Linked DNA regions of Homo sapiens: region 2 is linked to region 1. The links are chromatin loops, found by intact Hi-C in ENCODE. Cell type or tissue: Caco-2. All regions are shown on one strand.

The links. Peaks named below come from ENCODE experiments on the same cell type or tissue, not always from the same donor. Only the 100,000 strongest peaks of a DNase experiment are listed, where the experiment ranks them.
Region 2: a loop joins it to region 1, with 10 times the contacts of the local background. A loop is called at or near these places in 6 of 110 quality-filtered maps.

Annotation. Positions count from the first base shown.
Region 1 is chr4:174,629,243-174,637,242 of GRCh38, forward strand. It overlaps GLRA3 (glycine receptor alpha 3), which reads right to left. Exons shown (of 10, transcript NM_006529.4): 10 at 7,678-8,000. It overlaps LOC105377551 (a long non-coding RNA gene), which reads left to right. Exons shown (of 4, transcript XR_939494.3): 2 at 1,171-1,290; 3 at 2,534-2,623; 4 at 5,469-6,059. Among named protein-coding and RNA genes, the nearest start is that of HPGD, 110 kb to the left of the region's middle. In Caco-2, a CTCF peak has its summit at 3,122 (motif pointing left); no DNase peak of the experiment used is centred here.
Region 2 is chr4:174,378,683-174,386,682 of GRCh38, forward strand. The region is part of intron 2 of LOC105377547 (a long non-coding RNA gene); the gene reads left to right. Among named protein-coding and RNA genes, the nearest start is that of MIR4276, 41 kb to the right of the region's middle. RefSeq lists enhancers at 3,892-4,539, 4,540-5,186. In Caco-2, no CTCF peak of the experiment used is centred here; DNase peaks (open chromatin) are centred at 1,809, 4,709 and 5,239.

The sequences.
Region 1 (8,000 bases):
CGACCACATACTACTGATTACTTACTAGACAAGTGCTTGAGGTTTCAAAAATAAATAATAAATGGTCCTTACTCTAGGGATTGCAGTTTTAGTGGTGGCATGTATATACAGCAATTACAGTCATGTGGTATTAGAGACATGAATTAGAATGTGTGTAAGTCTTCTGTTGATCTTGATCCTCATTACTAAACTTTAACTCACCCCATTAATGGAAAGACTGTAAAAACTATCCATCTTGTTGTATGAGGAACAGCTTACTCATGGTTTCAAGCATGGAGTCACATTCACTATGACTGGGTAAAGGTCTCGGTGACTAAATCAGGTTAATACTAGGCGAGAGGCTATGACTTCCAGCATTTCTAAGAAAGGAAAATGCATACCATTTTGGCCTCAAGCACTCTGTTTTTTGTTTTTGTTTTTGTTTATTCCTCACTAGAGATGACTATAGAAAACTAACATGACTTCTAGGTAACTGGACTACTATGAATCCACCCCCAAGGTTTAGAATGCTTTTCAATGCCCCGATTGTGTAATTTAATGTGGTATTGTTCTTCCCCTCACAGGTGTCCCTCTGGCTCTACTGAACATACTGAGCAGGGACCTTGAACCTAATTAATCTCCTAAATTTTAAAACCTGTGATGACCTAGGGCAAGCATAAATTTGGAAGAAGCAAAGACAATATATTTATCTTGAAATATTTCAATTAAACTTCTGACTTGTTGACTTTATTGTAAGAGTTTGTTTTTATTTATTTATTTTTTTGAGACAGAGTCTCACTTCATCTCCCAGGCTGGAGTGTGGTGGTGCAATCTTGGCTCACTGCAACCTCCGCCTCCTGGGTTCAAGGGTTCAAGTGATTCTTGTGCCTCAGGCTCCCAAGTAGCTGGGACTACAGGACTGTGCCACCACACCCAGCTAATTTTTGTATTTTTTGTAGAGACAAGGTTTCACCATGTTGGCCAGGCTGGTCTTGAGCTTCTGACCTCAAGTGGTCCACCCGCTTCTGCCTCTCAAAGTGCTGGGATTACAGGTGTGAGTCACTGTGCCTGGTCTATTGCAATAGTTTCTAACTTGTCAGAAAGAGTGACACAAAAATTATTTTATTCATTGAAAACCCTTCTGATTGTTTCAACCATGACTATCATTTGATTTATGTGTTTGTTTTTCAGGTTTTGAAAATGACTGCCAAAAAGTTTATAAGCTGCAACATTTTAAGTAAATTTTATTATTAATGAATACACAGAAATTGAAAGTAAACTCATGGCTTCAACCTTTATACCAAACCTCCAGTAAGCAATAAAAATATCATAAATTTATTAAACAATAAACATGTACTTAGGAAAAAACAAAGGAGAATAATGAAGAACAAAGAGGCACCCAAATTAACTTTTTAAAAATTGTTACGTATTTATTTATGTATTATATTTATTTAATTAGAGACGGGGTTTTGCCATGTTGCCCAAGGTGCTCTTGAACTCCAGGGCTCACTCCATCCGCCTGCCTCAGCCTTTCTAAGTGTTAAGATTACAGGCGTGAGCCACTGTGCTGGCCAAATTAACTTTTAAAGGTTAGCCTAGTTCAAATAATTTCATGTTCCCTTTCTTTTTCCAAAATGTGCTTTTCTGTATTACAATTCTAGAAGATTAGCATGGTTTTTAGGGATGCCAATTCCTATGTTTTTAGATTATTCTGAAATTGGAGGGTCATATTATTTATATTTTGTATTCCTAAATTATAATTTTACCATGTGCCTAAGATGTTGATTTACAGTATATTTTATTTTTCTTCAGAAAGACATAAAGGAGAGATGAATCAAGGAATCTTATCCAAATGCTTTTCAAAATTAGTTTCATGCATGAGATAAAAGTTTTTAATGTCTAATTGAAATATTTATATTTTCACTATTAAGTAGAAATTGATATTAAGAATGAAATTTAGCCATATGTTGAAAGCCAGAAAGTAACAGTCAAAGAACACACCTAAATTAACAAATATTTGCTTTGTGGTTTAAACATTGCAATTAAGACACTATTGTTACTTTGAAGGTATAGATTTTAAGTCACACGTTGAAATAAGGCAAAGAACATGACATATAATTGTAACTAAAACGTGGCCATCTTGACAACATATTTTGATATTCCATAGATTCTATCTCTTATATATGTGATACCATGGTGCTAAATCTTTATACTATTAATGGCTGGTTAACTCAATCAAATAAACCAGTTGTTTTAGTATTTTAAGGTAGAGGTTTCTTATATGCTATAATAATGGAGAACTAAGCGAGAATTCTCTTTGTCTCTTCATCTTCTTTTTGCATGTAAAGTTGTGTCTACATTTAGCATATCCAACATTTTGGCATTCAGTCAACTGTGTGGAAGAGTACATTGACTTCAAATGAAGCACAGAGAAGTGGAACAGGAACTTCATGTTAGGGATCTAAATGCTAATGAGACCCTTGCACATGCTTTCTTGACTTCGAAATTAATATACATACTCATCAGTACCCTGTCTTTCTATTTCTTAAATTAGCTCAAGAGAGCAGCATGGTTTCCAGCGATGGTTAAACATTTCCACCAAGAAGCCTTAGTGAAATTGGAAAGTAATTGGAAGACAAAACAGGTATCTATGGCATATTCTCTTCTGTAACACTGAATTTTTTTTCTGTTTCTGTTTCAGATTTTATACTCATTCTAATTTTACATTTTTAGTATGTATTTCTTTCAAACTTTATAGTAAAATTGTCTCCACAGGAAGATATTAGCATTTATCTCACAGTTGCTAAACCCTCTTACTACAATTTGAAGATCAAGAACAGAGACTGATGGAGAGTATAGTTCTGGCTTCAACAGTGACTAGCATCAGTAGCCTCGAACAAAATTGCCTTATATCCTTAGGCTCCATTTCATTGCTTGTAAATAAGGGTTTTGAGAAAGTTCTGCCACAAAACTGTTTAATGAAGCTGTTAAAGTATAAGGTTTATATTGACTTGTTGTATTAAAAAGATTTAAAACACCCTTTTATGCCAAAATCTTGCCCCCAATCATTAATGAAATTAGCCTCATGGTTTTTTTTGAATGACATCTACAATTCCGAAACCAATGAGAGGGAGCCCTCTTGTGGTTTAGGCATAGAGTGGCTTATGTTCTAGCTGCATTTATAAGATACAAGAATGTATAATCTTTGAAAAATGTAACAACCTTAGATACCTACTGAATATGATCTAAAATTTATAGGAAATTTAAAAATTACAATTTTGGATATGTATACTTGTTCTTTAAATAATTCAGGGGAGTTTTTGAAACTAAAAGTATGCAGCACATAGTATGTTGCTGTCTGTAATTATATTCTTATTTAGTAAAAACCTTTCAGTATATACTTGGTTAGTAGTTATAATGATCAGTAAAGACACCAAAGTGGTTCAGGTCACCTCACTTAGGAAGTAGAGGACAAAATAATGACATTAAAATAGATAACTGCACATTAAATACCTTTTATACTCTTTAACTGTATTTCTGAGTGATAAGCATCAAACATTTTGATCACTTAGGGATTTACCATGCTTATAACAGCAGGTGAACTTGCTATATTTTGTTGCTTAAGAATACAATATATAACACATATTAAAAGGTAAAAAATTAAGTAAAAAATTTATGAAGCTAAGGTTAATTATTATTAAAGAAATTTCAAAAATTAAACTTACTGTAGCCTAAGTGTACAGCCTTTAAAAACTCTACAGTAGTGTGGCTGGGCATGGTGGCTCATGCCTGTAATCCTAGCATGTTAGGAGGCCAAAGCAGATGGATCACCTGAGGTCAGGAGTTCAAGACCAGCCTGCCCAATGTGGTGAAATCCCATCTCTACTAAAAAATACAAAAGTTAGCTGGGCATGGTCGTGGGCGCCTGTAATCTCAGGTACTCAGGAGGCTGAGGCAAGGAGAATTGCTTGAACCCGGGAGGCAGAGGTTGCAGTGATCTGAGATCACGCCACTGTACTCTAGCCTGGGCTACAAAGCGAGACTCCATCTCAAAAAAAAAAAAAAAAAAAAAAAGGTCAACAGTAGTGTAATAATATCCTAGGACTTCATACTCACTCACCACTTACTCAGGGCAACTTCCAGTCTGCAGGCTCCTTTCAAGTTAAATGCCCTATATAGGTGTACTGCATTTTACCTTTTATTCTATATTTTTATTGTACCTTTTCTATGCTTACATATGTTTAGAAACACAAATACTTACCATCGTATTACAGTTGTCTGCACTATTCAGTATAGTAACATGCTGTACAGGTTTGTAGCCTAGAAGCAACAGACTATCCCATATACTCTAGCCTAGATGTAGTGGTCTATCCCATGTAGGTATATAGAAATACACCCTATGGTGTTTACACAATGACAAATCATCTAATGACACATTTCTTAGAACATATTCCTGTCATTAAGCAACTCATGACTTATACTAGCACATTAATATTACTTTTTAAAGTTTCTTTTCAGAAATGAAATTATATTATCCATTAGGTGAATAAGGCATATGAACATAATTTCCCTAGTTGTATATTTGGTGACTTGAAATTTCATCTTTTTTCATTTACCCCAGCATTTTCATTAATGTTCACAGATAATATAAAAAGATATTTCAAATATAACCAATTCGCAACAGTAAATGGATTCTAATATATTTGATTTAAAGTAAATTGCAAATAACATAACATGTTCATTTGTTTCTCATATTCTTTTTCATTCAAGAAGGAAAAAACACAAATTAATCACCTAAGTTGGAAGGATATTTCAATCCACTATATGCAATGCATCAATATAAGTTCCATCACTTTAGAAAAGACTGATTCTTGCTTAGAGATTATTGATTACCCAGGAGAATTACTAACCTAAAGTGAAAATAAAAGAAAACTCTTGTCTATGACACACGGTTCCTGCAGATTATTTCCTGTTTTGCTTTGCTCCTGAAAGTGGAGGAAGCTTTTCTGTTTGTTACCCATTGAAGTTTTCATGGCCTAATAATGTGGCGACTCAAAAAATTTGCTGATGATAAAGAGGAGAACAAAGGAAGCACCCAGCTTCAATTCTGGTATTTATCAAATAAAATGTGATAGAGTAAAGCAGTGTTTCTTAGAAAGGATCTAATAATTTATTATCAATCTTCTTTAACTTTCTGGCAATTAAAAATAAATTTGTGCTTTTGGATTTTCTATTATCTGTCAAATAATTTGGCAATTTTAATAAATTTATTGTTTTTGATTTATATTTCATTCCAATTTTCTTTGATTAGCCACTTAGGAAATTCAATGTTATACCTGTAAGCTTGATCTTCCACAGAATAAGTATTTCAAACAAGGTCAATCTGTAGGAATTTGCTTTTTGGGGAGGGAGAAGTCATTTAAATAAGACTCTATAAACATACTTATTTCTGTAACAGATCATTTAGAAGAGTTATTTTTTTCCCCCAGAAAGAAAAGGAACCTGACATCAAAATAGAGATTTTGTAACGGCTTAAGAACAGAGACCAGTTTGGAAGATCAAGAGCCATTAGGTTACAGAACTGTGAGTGAATGTCACATGCATTTTAACTAGTATTCCTTCATTGTTTGAAGAACAAGTGTTCAGACAATTCATTCCTCATGTCACAGAATGGGCTATAGATGATGATAGGATTCTCTCCTGGACCACGCTCTGGTCATACTCCTCTGAGATCCCTTTTTGATTAGGCCCCAACTTGGGTTCTGTTCTTGGCCTAGTTAGTTCAATTAGGCAAGAATTCTGCTGGTTCAGTTTAACGAAAATCCCTTATCTTTGATATCTAATCAAATTTCTTATCCCCCCCACATTCAGTATCTTATCACCCTGGCTGCATTCAGCAAGAATTTTGCTAAGTCAGTTTAGCCAGAATCCCTTCGAGGTTTCCTCTCTAGTAATTTTCCACCCACTGACCATCACTTATCCAAAATCCCCACTTATCCTGGTATTCAGAATGCAGCCCCGTTCTATACTGAGGTCTCTCTGTCCCCAGTGCAATAGTTCCTGAATAAAATTTGCCTTCACTGCTTTAACTTATGTCCAGCTCTGCTTTTCTTTCACAGTGCCAGCTTCTGTTCACAACCCAGCTTCCAGTTAACAGTTTGCCCAAGTGAATTTTTAAATACTGTCAGAGCAGTACAATGTTGGATAAAGAGCATCAACAGAGATAACCTGATAAGACAACACATGGGGTCAAATATACAAATATAAAGAAACATAAAAACAAACTAAATATTTATAGTATAGTTCAGTAAATATGGTCTAATTCAATTTAGGATTCCAATGAATGCGTATTTAAAAATGCAAATTACACAAAATTACAAAGAAGGAATATATTTAGAAAATCAGTTTATCAAGGCAGAAAGCAACTGTCAGCAAGAGTATATTGAAATAAACTATGTAAAGAAAAATAACCAATGTAGTGATATGGAAAATGATGAATATCATGAGAGTAATGAAAGTATTTTAAACCATAGTAGTATAAATTGACTTAATTAATCACAGTTTACCAATAAGCTTCTTTCCATTCTTAGTGTGGTCACATTACATTTATTCCTATACATTTTGTTTAGGGATCCATTACCTATAGATATCGCTAACACTTGTACTTACAGATGACCTGGACTGATTCTATGGCAGTATTTCAGTACAGAGTTTTTGCTGATGTCATGATATGAACCACATAAGCAATTAGTGAAGGCCAGCTTACTGAAGAAAATCATCATGCTGATTTAGCAAGGAATTTTCAATCTAAGTTTTTTTCCTGAACTTTGTGCCAGTCAATATATAAAAGTGTCAAACACTATTACATATAAATTATAGGTACTTTAAAAATGATAGACTAATTATCACACACCAAATAGTAATATTTTCTTAAATTTCTTGGCCGGGCGTATTTTTGGAGGCCAAGTATTTTTGGAGGCCGAGGGGGGGCGGATCATGAGGTCAGGAGATCGAGACCATCCTGGCTAACACGGTGAAACCCCATCTCTACCAAAAATACAAAAAATTAGCCGGGCATGGTGGCGGGCACTTGTAGCCCCAGCTACTTGGGAGGCTGAGGCAGGAGAATTGCTTGAACCCGGGAAGCGGAGGTTGCAGTGAGCTGAGATCGCACTACTACACTCCAGCCTGGGTGACAGAGCGAGACTCCGTCTCAAAAAAAAAAACAATTCCTATTTGTTTACTACTATTCTATCACTAAACTCCAGTCTAACTCTGTGGAGGAAAAAAGAAAGATGAAATTATAGGTTTAAAAAAACATCAGTATTCCATTTTGAAATAGTCTCTATGGGTAAGTCAAGTGAAAGTGGTTTATTCAATAAACAGATTTTAAGAAGTCTTTCAAACAAACAAAAACTACAAATACACTAATGCCAAATCATTTTTCTAGTTAGTAATACTTCTTCTCTCATTCTATCCTTAGTAGAAAAGTTCCATTCACCATCCTTCTCATTGTGCTTTTCCTATAATGAAATGCATATATTAAGACTTCTCTGAATGATATATCACTGACTTTGTAATCCTAGATGTAATAGTTTCCATGAGAACAGGAATGTAGCATGACTTTTGTCAGGAAGACAACATGATTCTTTGGTAAAATCTGGTCTTTAAAAAAATTAGACAAAAGAGGTATCCATATTCTTGAAAAGTGTTCATTTTTATTGTTTCGGATCAAATTATCTATAGTTACATGTTAAATACTTTATACTGTTCACAGGTTAATGACTCTGATAGAGAGTCTGTTAGTTGCAAAATTGAACTAAATATAATATAATGAAAAACAAGTTGATGAAATCGTGCATAAATTTTTAAATATGTTTTCAGTATAATTTCCTGGAAAAATATGACAGCATCTGGACAAGGAAGACAGACTTAGACATAAGACTCAAGAAGACAGAAAAATAATTTACACCATAAAAACCATAAAATAGCAATACTTCTTTTGGTAGTCCTTTAAACAA
Region 2 (8,000 bases), 250 kb before region 1:
AGGAGGAAGAGAGGATCTACTACTTGAAAGTATCCCACTGATATATTTAAAAAAAATTTTTTTTAATAGTTTTGTTCCAGCCATACCAGCTGGAAGTAATTTCCTTTTAACTATTAAATAGAATTTTCTCTTTTGGCATTCTGTAACACTTGCATTTATCTCCAGCTTAGTTAATTGTAGCAAACGTTTCTAATATTTCAGAAAACTCCAAGTGCAAATCATTAATATAGGAACATAAAAGACATTTAATACCATTAATCCTTTCCCACAATTTAAAAAGATTAAATTTAAATTAAAATTTAAATATAGGATTAAATAGGATTAAAGATTAGGGCTATCTGCTTCAGAACCAAAGGTATAATTCTATATATCCCTTGGGTACTGCAGCTAAAGAAATGCAAAAACTTTGTGTTTTCTTCACTAAAGGAGCTATTGAGAGGGGAAACCTGTTAGTTCTCTGCATCCAAAAGGCTGACTACATTTATGTTTTTATATGTACAGATGTTCCTAGTTTGAAATATCAAGACTCATAGAGTTGAGCTGACAAATTTTAAACTGTCTGCAATTTTGGATTTACAAGCACTACGCAAGGCACTAGACAATAGTGAAGAAAACTGTACGTGAGTTGTGTCACCATGGTGCTTGGAATAGTGATGGAGACAGAGATTACACAAATAATGTAAAATTGTATTTGTGATAAGGACAGTAAATGAATGGTATTTGGAGCCATAACATCATTTAGCCAAGGGATGTGATATATTACTTGCAGACCAAGCAAACTTTCCTTGAGAGAGTGATGATAGGATGAAATCTGAAGGTTTACTTTCAGCAAATGAAGTGGGAGAGGAAGAGTGTTCCAGGCAAAGGCAACAGTATGTGTTAAGGACTTACGTTGAGATGATATGCAGACATTGCATTTTTAAGCTCTAGAAGTTTGATTTGAGTTCTTTTCCATTATCTTCCATGTCTTTGCATGCTCAAAGCTTCTTGAATATATGGCATGTATTTATACTAACTGATTTGATGTTCTTGTCTACTAAATCTGTGTTATTTCTAAGTCTGTTTTTATTGATTGATTTTTATCCTTATTATGGGCTATATATTCCTGCTTCTTTGTAACTATGGTAAGTTTTAATTATATGCTAGAAAATGTGAATTTTACCTTTTTGGGAGTTGAATATTTTTGTATTTCTATGCATATTCTTGAATTTTGTCCTAGGATGCTGTTAAATTACTTAGAAACAGTTTGCTTCTGTTTTTTGTTCTTAAGATTTGTTAAATGGGACCAGAGCAGCATTTAGTAGCCAATTTTGCCCTTTTAGTAAAGTAGTAATGTTTTTAGTATTCTATCCAATGCCCCTTGAATTAAGAGGGTTTCCTGTGGGGAAAAGAAAGAGAGATCAGAGTGTTACTGTGTCTATGTAGAAAGAAGTAGACATAAGAGACTCCATTTTGTTCTGTACTAAGAAAAATTATTCTGCCTTGAGATGCTGTTAATCTGTAACCCTACCCCCAACCCTGTGCTTGCAGAAACATGTTCTGTGTCGACTCAAGGTTTAATGGATTTAGGGCTATGCAGGATGTGCTTTGTTAAACAAATGCTTGAAGGCAGTATGCTTGTTAAAAGTCATCACCACCCCCTAATCTCAAGTACCCAGGGACACTAGGAAAGCCAGGTATTGTCCAAGGTTTCTCCCCATGTGATAATCTGAAATATGGCCTGGTGGGAAGGGAAAGACCTGACCATCCCCCAGCCCGCAGTAAAGGGTCTGTGCTGAGGAGGATTAGTAAAAGAGAAAGCCCTCTTTGCAGTTGAGATAGGAGGAAGGCATCTGTCTCCTGCTCGTCCCTGGGCAATGGAATGTCTTGGTGTAAAACCCGATTGCATGTTCCATCTACTGAGATAGGAGAAAACTGCCTTAGGGCTGGAGGTGAGACATGCTGGAGGCAATACTGCTCTTTAAGGCATTGAGATGTTTATGTATATGCACATCAAAAGTACAGCACTTTTTCTTTACCTTGTTTATGATGCAGTGACATTTGTTCATATGTTTTCCTGCTGACCCTCTCTCCACTGTTACCCTATTGTCCTGCCACATCCGCCTGTCCGAGAAACGCCCGATAATGATCAATACATACTGAGGGAACTCAGAGACTGTGCCGGCAGGGGTCCTCCGCATGCTGAGCACCCCTGGGCCGACTTTTCTTTCTCTGTACTTTGTCTCTGTGTCTCTTTCTTTTCTCAAGTCTCTGGTTCCACCTGATGAGAGAAGCCCACAGGTGTGGAGGGGCAGGCCACCCTTCAGTTTCCAATCTCACCGGTGGGCACATAAGCTATTCTCAGCTCTGGGTGAACCCTAAGGGTTGTTTCCCCTGCTGCTTGGGTGTTTCTTTTTCCAGCTTTGGATAATTTGCTCACATGCATATCCTGATCAATATTTGGCTGAATACTCAAGGGGGACCCTCTGCAGATCTCTGGGTTTTCTTTCTCTATAGTTCTCTCCTCTGCGGTAGTCTGCCATGTCCAACTAAATAACAAACAGACAGGGAGACTCTATAAAAGAAAATAGTATTTATTCAGGAGTAGCATTGCAATGGGAATATGCATAACATGTAAATTATGTGCATATTCCAAGAGGTTGAGGCAATGGGGAGTTTTTAAAGGCAAATGAGGAGGATTACCTATGTTTTCTTGTTTGTTGTTTTGTTTTTAAATCAATCATCCTTGGCTACAAAGATCAATAACAAGGGCAAATCAGTCCAAGGTTAAACAGAAAGTTGCTGGGCAGACGCCCTTGCAGAAGCATTTACTGGACAAGGTTGTGGTGACCTTTGTGCAAGGTTGTGGTTTTTGCAGTCTGTTTTGATAGTTTTGTTATCAGGCAAACATGCATGAGAGCCCTCCCTTCATGGCCTTCCTCAGGTCCATTTTGTCAGGGCATGACACAAGTAACTCCATTTTGATTCTGACAGCTTTGACAGCCTTGTGAACTCTTGCTTCCTTGGCCTCCTTGAACTCTCAGCTCCATCTCCTCAACTCAGGGAAGTCAATGGACTTCTCCTAGGTTCTTCATCTTTTTCTATTTTGTGCTGCTATAACAAAATACAAGAGACTGGGTAATTTATAAAGAAAAAATTAATTTTCTCACAGTTCTGGAAGCTGAAAAATCCAAGATCAAGGCACTAGCAGGTTTGGTTGTCTGGCGAGGGTTGCTCTCTGCTTCCAAGATAGTTCTTTGTTGCTGCATTTTCTGGAGGGGAGGAAAACTGTCTTCTCACATGTATGGTAGAAGGTGGAGGGGCAAGTGTGAAGCATCTTTTATAAGGGCCATAATCCCACTCTCAAGGGAGGAGCTCTCATGACCTAATTGCATGTTAAAAGCTCCACCTTTTAATACTCTCACATTGGCCAGTAAGTTTTAACACCTAAATTTTGGAGAGTACACATTCAAACCATTGCACCCACCCTGCACTGCAGCCTGCAAACTCTTTAGGCGGTGAGCTGATCCAACTGCAGGGCTCACATCGTTTGCTTTCCTTGTCTCAGGAATTGCAGTCCTGTGCTACCAGTATCTACAAGCCATTGTTTTATGTCTTGTCCATTTTTATGGTTGTTTCACATGGAAGGGTAAATTAAGTCCCTGTTATTCCATCATGGCAGGAAGTGGAAGTTTGAAAGACTGATAAAACACCTGTGTGGCTAGAATTACATGTTGCCAGATGAGACCAGAGGAGTAGACTGGCAGCAAGCAGATTTTCCAGTTTGAAAAATATTAATGTATCTTTTTCTCTTTGCCTTTTCATGTACACAATGTGTAGATGCTAGCATAAGGCACCTGTTTACTTGGAGCGGGGGATGTGACATAGAAGAGACACAGAAGCATCCTTATGTTATTATTATTATTATTATTATTATTATTATTATTATTATTATTTGAGACACAGTCTGATTCTGTCACCCAGGCTGGAGTGCAGTGGTGCAATCTCAGTTCATTGCAACCTCCACCTCCCAGGTTCAAGCAATTCTCTTGCCTCAGCCTCCCGAGTAGCTGGGACTACGCGTGCCCGCCACCACGCCTGGTAATTTTTGTATTTTTAGTAGAGATGGGGTTTCACCATGTTGTCCAGGTTGGTCTTGAACTCCTAACCTAAAGTGATCCACCCGCCTTGGCCTCCCAAAGTGCTGGGATTACAGGCGTGAGCCACCATGCTCAGCCTGCTATCTTGATATTGAGGGTACAAGGTGAACTGGGAGACCTGGAGAGCCTAGCATGGTGCAAAGAGGGCATGGTACCTGGGGATTTGGTGTGGTCAAGGCTAGCAGAAAGGAAAGGTGATGGGAAGAATGTGGGGAAAAGAAAGAGAGATCAGATTATTACTGTGTCTGTGTAGAAAGAAGTAGACATAAGAGACTCCATTTTGTTCTGTACTAAGAAAAATTCTTCTGCCTTGAGATGCTGTTAATCTGTAACTCTACCCCCAACCCTGTTCTCCCTGAGACATGTGCTGTGTCCACTCAGGGTTAAATGGATTAAGGGCTGTGCAGGATGTTCGTTGTTAAACAAATGCTTGAAGGCAGCATGCTTGTTAAGAGTCATCACCACTCCCTAATCTCAAGTACCCAGAGACACAAAACACTGCGGAAGGCCACAGGGACCTCTGCCGAGGAAAGCCAGGTATTGTCCAAGGTTTCTCCCCATGTGATAGTCTGAAATATGGCCTCGTGGGAAGGGAAACACCTGACTGTCCCCCAGCCTGACACCAGTAAAGGGTCTGTGCTGAGGAGGGTTAGTAAAAGAGGAAGGAACGCCTCTTTGCAGTTGAGATAAGAGGAAGGCATCTGTCTCCTGCTCCTCCCTGGGCAATGGAATGTCTCGGTGTAAAGTCCAATTGTATATTCCATCTACTGAGATAGGGGAAAACTGCCTTAGGGCTGGAGGTGGGACATGCTGGCAGCAATACTGCTCTTTAAGGCATTGAGATGTTTATGTATATGCACATCAAAAGCACAGCACTTTTTTCTTTACCTTGTTTATGATGCAGAGACATTTGTTCACGTGTTTACCTGCTGATCTTCTCTCCACTATTATCCTATTGTCCTGCCACATCCCCCTCTCTGGGAAATGCCCGATAATGATCAATAAATAGTAAGGGAACTCAGAGGCCGGTGTCAGCGTGGGTCCTCCGTATGCTGAATGCTGGTCTCCTGGGCCCATTTTTCTTTCTCTATACTTTGCCTCTGCATCTGTTTATTTTCCAAGTCTCTCTTTCCACCTAATGAGAAACGCCCACAGGTGTGGAGGGGCAACCCATCCCTTCAGAAGAGTAGCACTTTATGATCACTACTGGGAGGGTCCCAGAACAACCACTTCATGCATAGGCCAGCCAGGACCCACAGAACTCTGGGGAGTTTCAAACAGTCTTATTTCTCCGTCCTCCAGCAGCATGAGATCTTGTGTTATCTTTACTTTTCTCATAAACTTCATTGTCACCTAGGAGGAAGGTTAAGAGAGGGGACAGAACTCTGATTTTGGATTTTCCTGGCTCATTTAAATAGCCTAAATTACTTAGAGACTGTTTAAAGGGGCATGCACCAAAATTTCTCCATCTTTTGACTTACCAGATTCTTTTTCCTCTGATACTTCTCAGAATGAGGTCTTTTAAGTAAATGAGGTCTTTTATGGTCTTTTAAGTAAATGAGGTCTTTTACTGATGAGGTCTTTGAAGACCAGAACAGTAAATAAAAAATAAAGGAGGTTTTTTATATTTTTATTTTATTTTATTTTTTACACATCTGAATGTTGTGTGAGTAAATCTGCAACCTCACCATAAAGTTAAGAATTTCTGTTTTAGGGCCAGGCACGGTGGCTCACGCCTGTAATCCCAGCACTTTGGGAGGCCGAGGCGGGCGGATCACGAGGTCAGGAGATGGAGACCATCCTGGCTAACATGGTGAAACCCCGTCTCTACTAAAAATACAAAAAATTAGCCAGGCGTGGCGGCGGGCGCCTGTAATCCCAGCTACTCTGGAGGCTGAGGTGAGAGAATGGCGTGAACCCGGGAGGCGGAGCTTGCAGTGAGCCGAGATGGTGCCACTGCACTCCGGCCTGGGCGACAGGGCGAGACTCCATATCTCAAAAAAAAAAAAAAAATTCTGTTTTAATAATGGAGAGTCAGTTATGTTTTTTAAGCATAGGTAGTTGGTATGAGGGACAGGATCATATTGGTGTTTTCAAAATTTCAAAGTTAATTTCAAAAGTTCACTCAGCCAAAGTAAGTGAACTATTAAAGCTTAGAGATCTTTCAGAGACTATTATAGTACCAAATGCCAAAACTGATTGAAAATACTCAGATTTTAAGAAAATATTTTATGATAATCTGTAGTATGTATTTATATAAATATTTATTTATTTGTATGTATTTTTGTATCTGTAGAGTTTACCACTATTCCAAGGCACCTAGATGACCATGCTACTAATATAATAATGTTAGAAGAAAGGCAAATCTAATTTTTATAAATGCTAACCCATTTTGAATTCAAACCACTATTTTTTAAAATTTCTCATCTCTTTTCAGTGGAAGAACCACCTAGTCCAAGAAATTTTAAAAAAAAATTACAATAGTTATTTTTACCACGTGTATCAAAGTGCATTGCCTAAGGCCATGTACTCTTTCAGGAAGTGAAAATCCATAAAAATAATTCTATACTAAGAGGTATGTCACCATTCTTTCTCAGGCCAGAGGCTCCATCCTTACCTTGGGCATTCCCAAGTGTCCAATCTGATTGTTAATAACTGTCACAATTTATGAAGTTCTTTGAATATGCCTTATCTGGATGGTTGGTAAATCAGAATAATAAGGATATTTGGCCCTTGAATTAATTAGTAGGTGCTTGATTTGACTAATCTCTTTTAGTCCCTACTTTAGCTGGTACTATCTTGTAAATCTTACTTATGGAAATGGCTGACACAAAGTTTTCTAGTAATTTTGCTTCTTGTTACCAAATGTATTAGTCCTGTCTTATGCTGCTAATAGAGACCTACCTGAGACTAGGTAATTTATAAAGGCAAGAGGTTTAATTGACTGACAGTTCGGCATGGCTGGGGAGGCCTCAGGAAACAAACAATCATGGCAGAAGGGGAAGCAAACACATCCTTCTTCATATGGCAGCAAGAAGGAGAAGTGCCAAGCAAAGTGAGAAAAGCCTCTTATAAAACCATCAGATCACATGAGAACTCACTACCATGAGGACAGCATGGGGGTAACCACCCCCATGATTCAATTACCTCCCACCAGGACCCTCCCATGACATGTGGGGATTATGGGAACTACAGTTCAAGAGGAAATTTGGGTGGGGACACAGCCAAATCGTATCACCAGTGATCCCTTTTCTCATGTACCTAATGCAGGAAGAAAATTGAGGTTTTACATTCTGAAGTGCTATTCCATCTTTAAAAATCGGAACTTTATTTCTGCTTGAATGTCCCATTCCATATTTTAATGTAAGGGGATTTGAATCAAGTAGATTTCTTTGTTTTATTTTTATTACACAGGCAATATATGAATATATGATTGTTCAGAAATAATTGAAAGATATAGATAAGTAAAATAGAATTAAAAAGTCACTTATACCAACAACAGCCAGGAAGTAATCACTGTTATCTTCATCTTATTGTATATTCTTCAGATTTCATATTATTGTTATTTGTAAACATAAAAAGACATCATGCTTCTTTGGTTTAGCAACATATTATTAACCTTCTTTGCCAGTAAATATTGTTTTAAAACATTATTTTAAAAGGATGTTCCATTATATGAATATGCCACACTTAATAAAGCCTTCATTTTTGGGTGTTCAAGTTCTTTTAATTTTTTATAAATATTGCAAACATAGCTACACAATTTAACAAAACACAGTTGCAAAAACAGGTAAATGTTTGCATATATCATGAACTGCTTTCTTCAAATTAATTGGGAAATGTGTAATGAATTCAGATGAC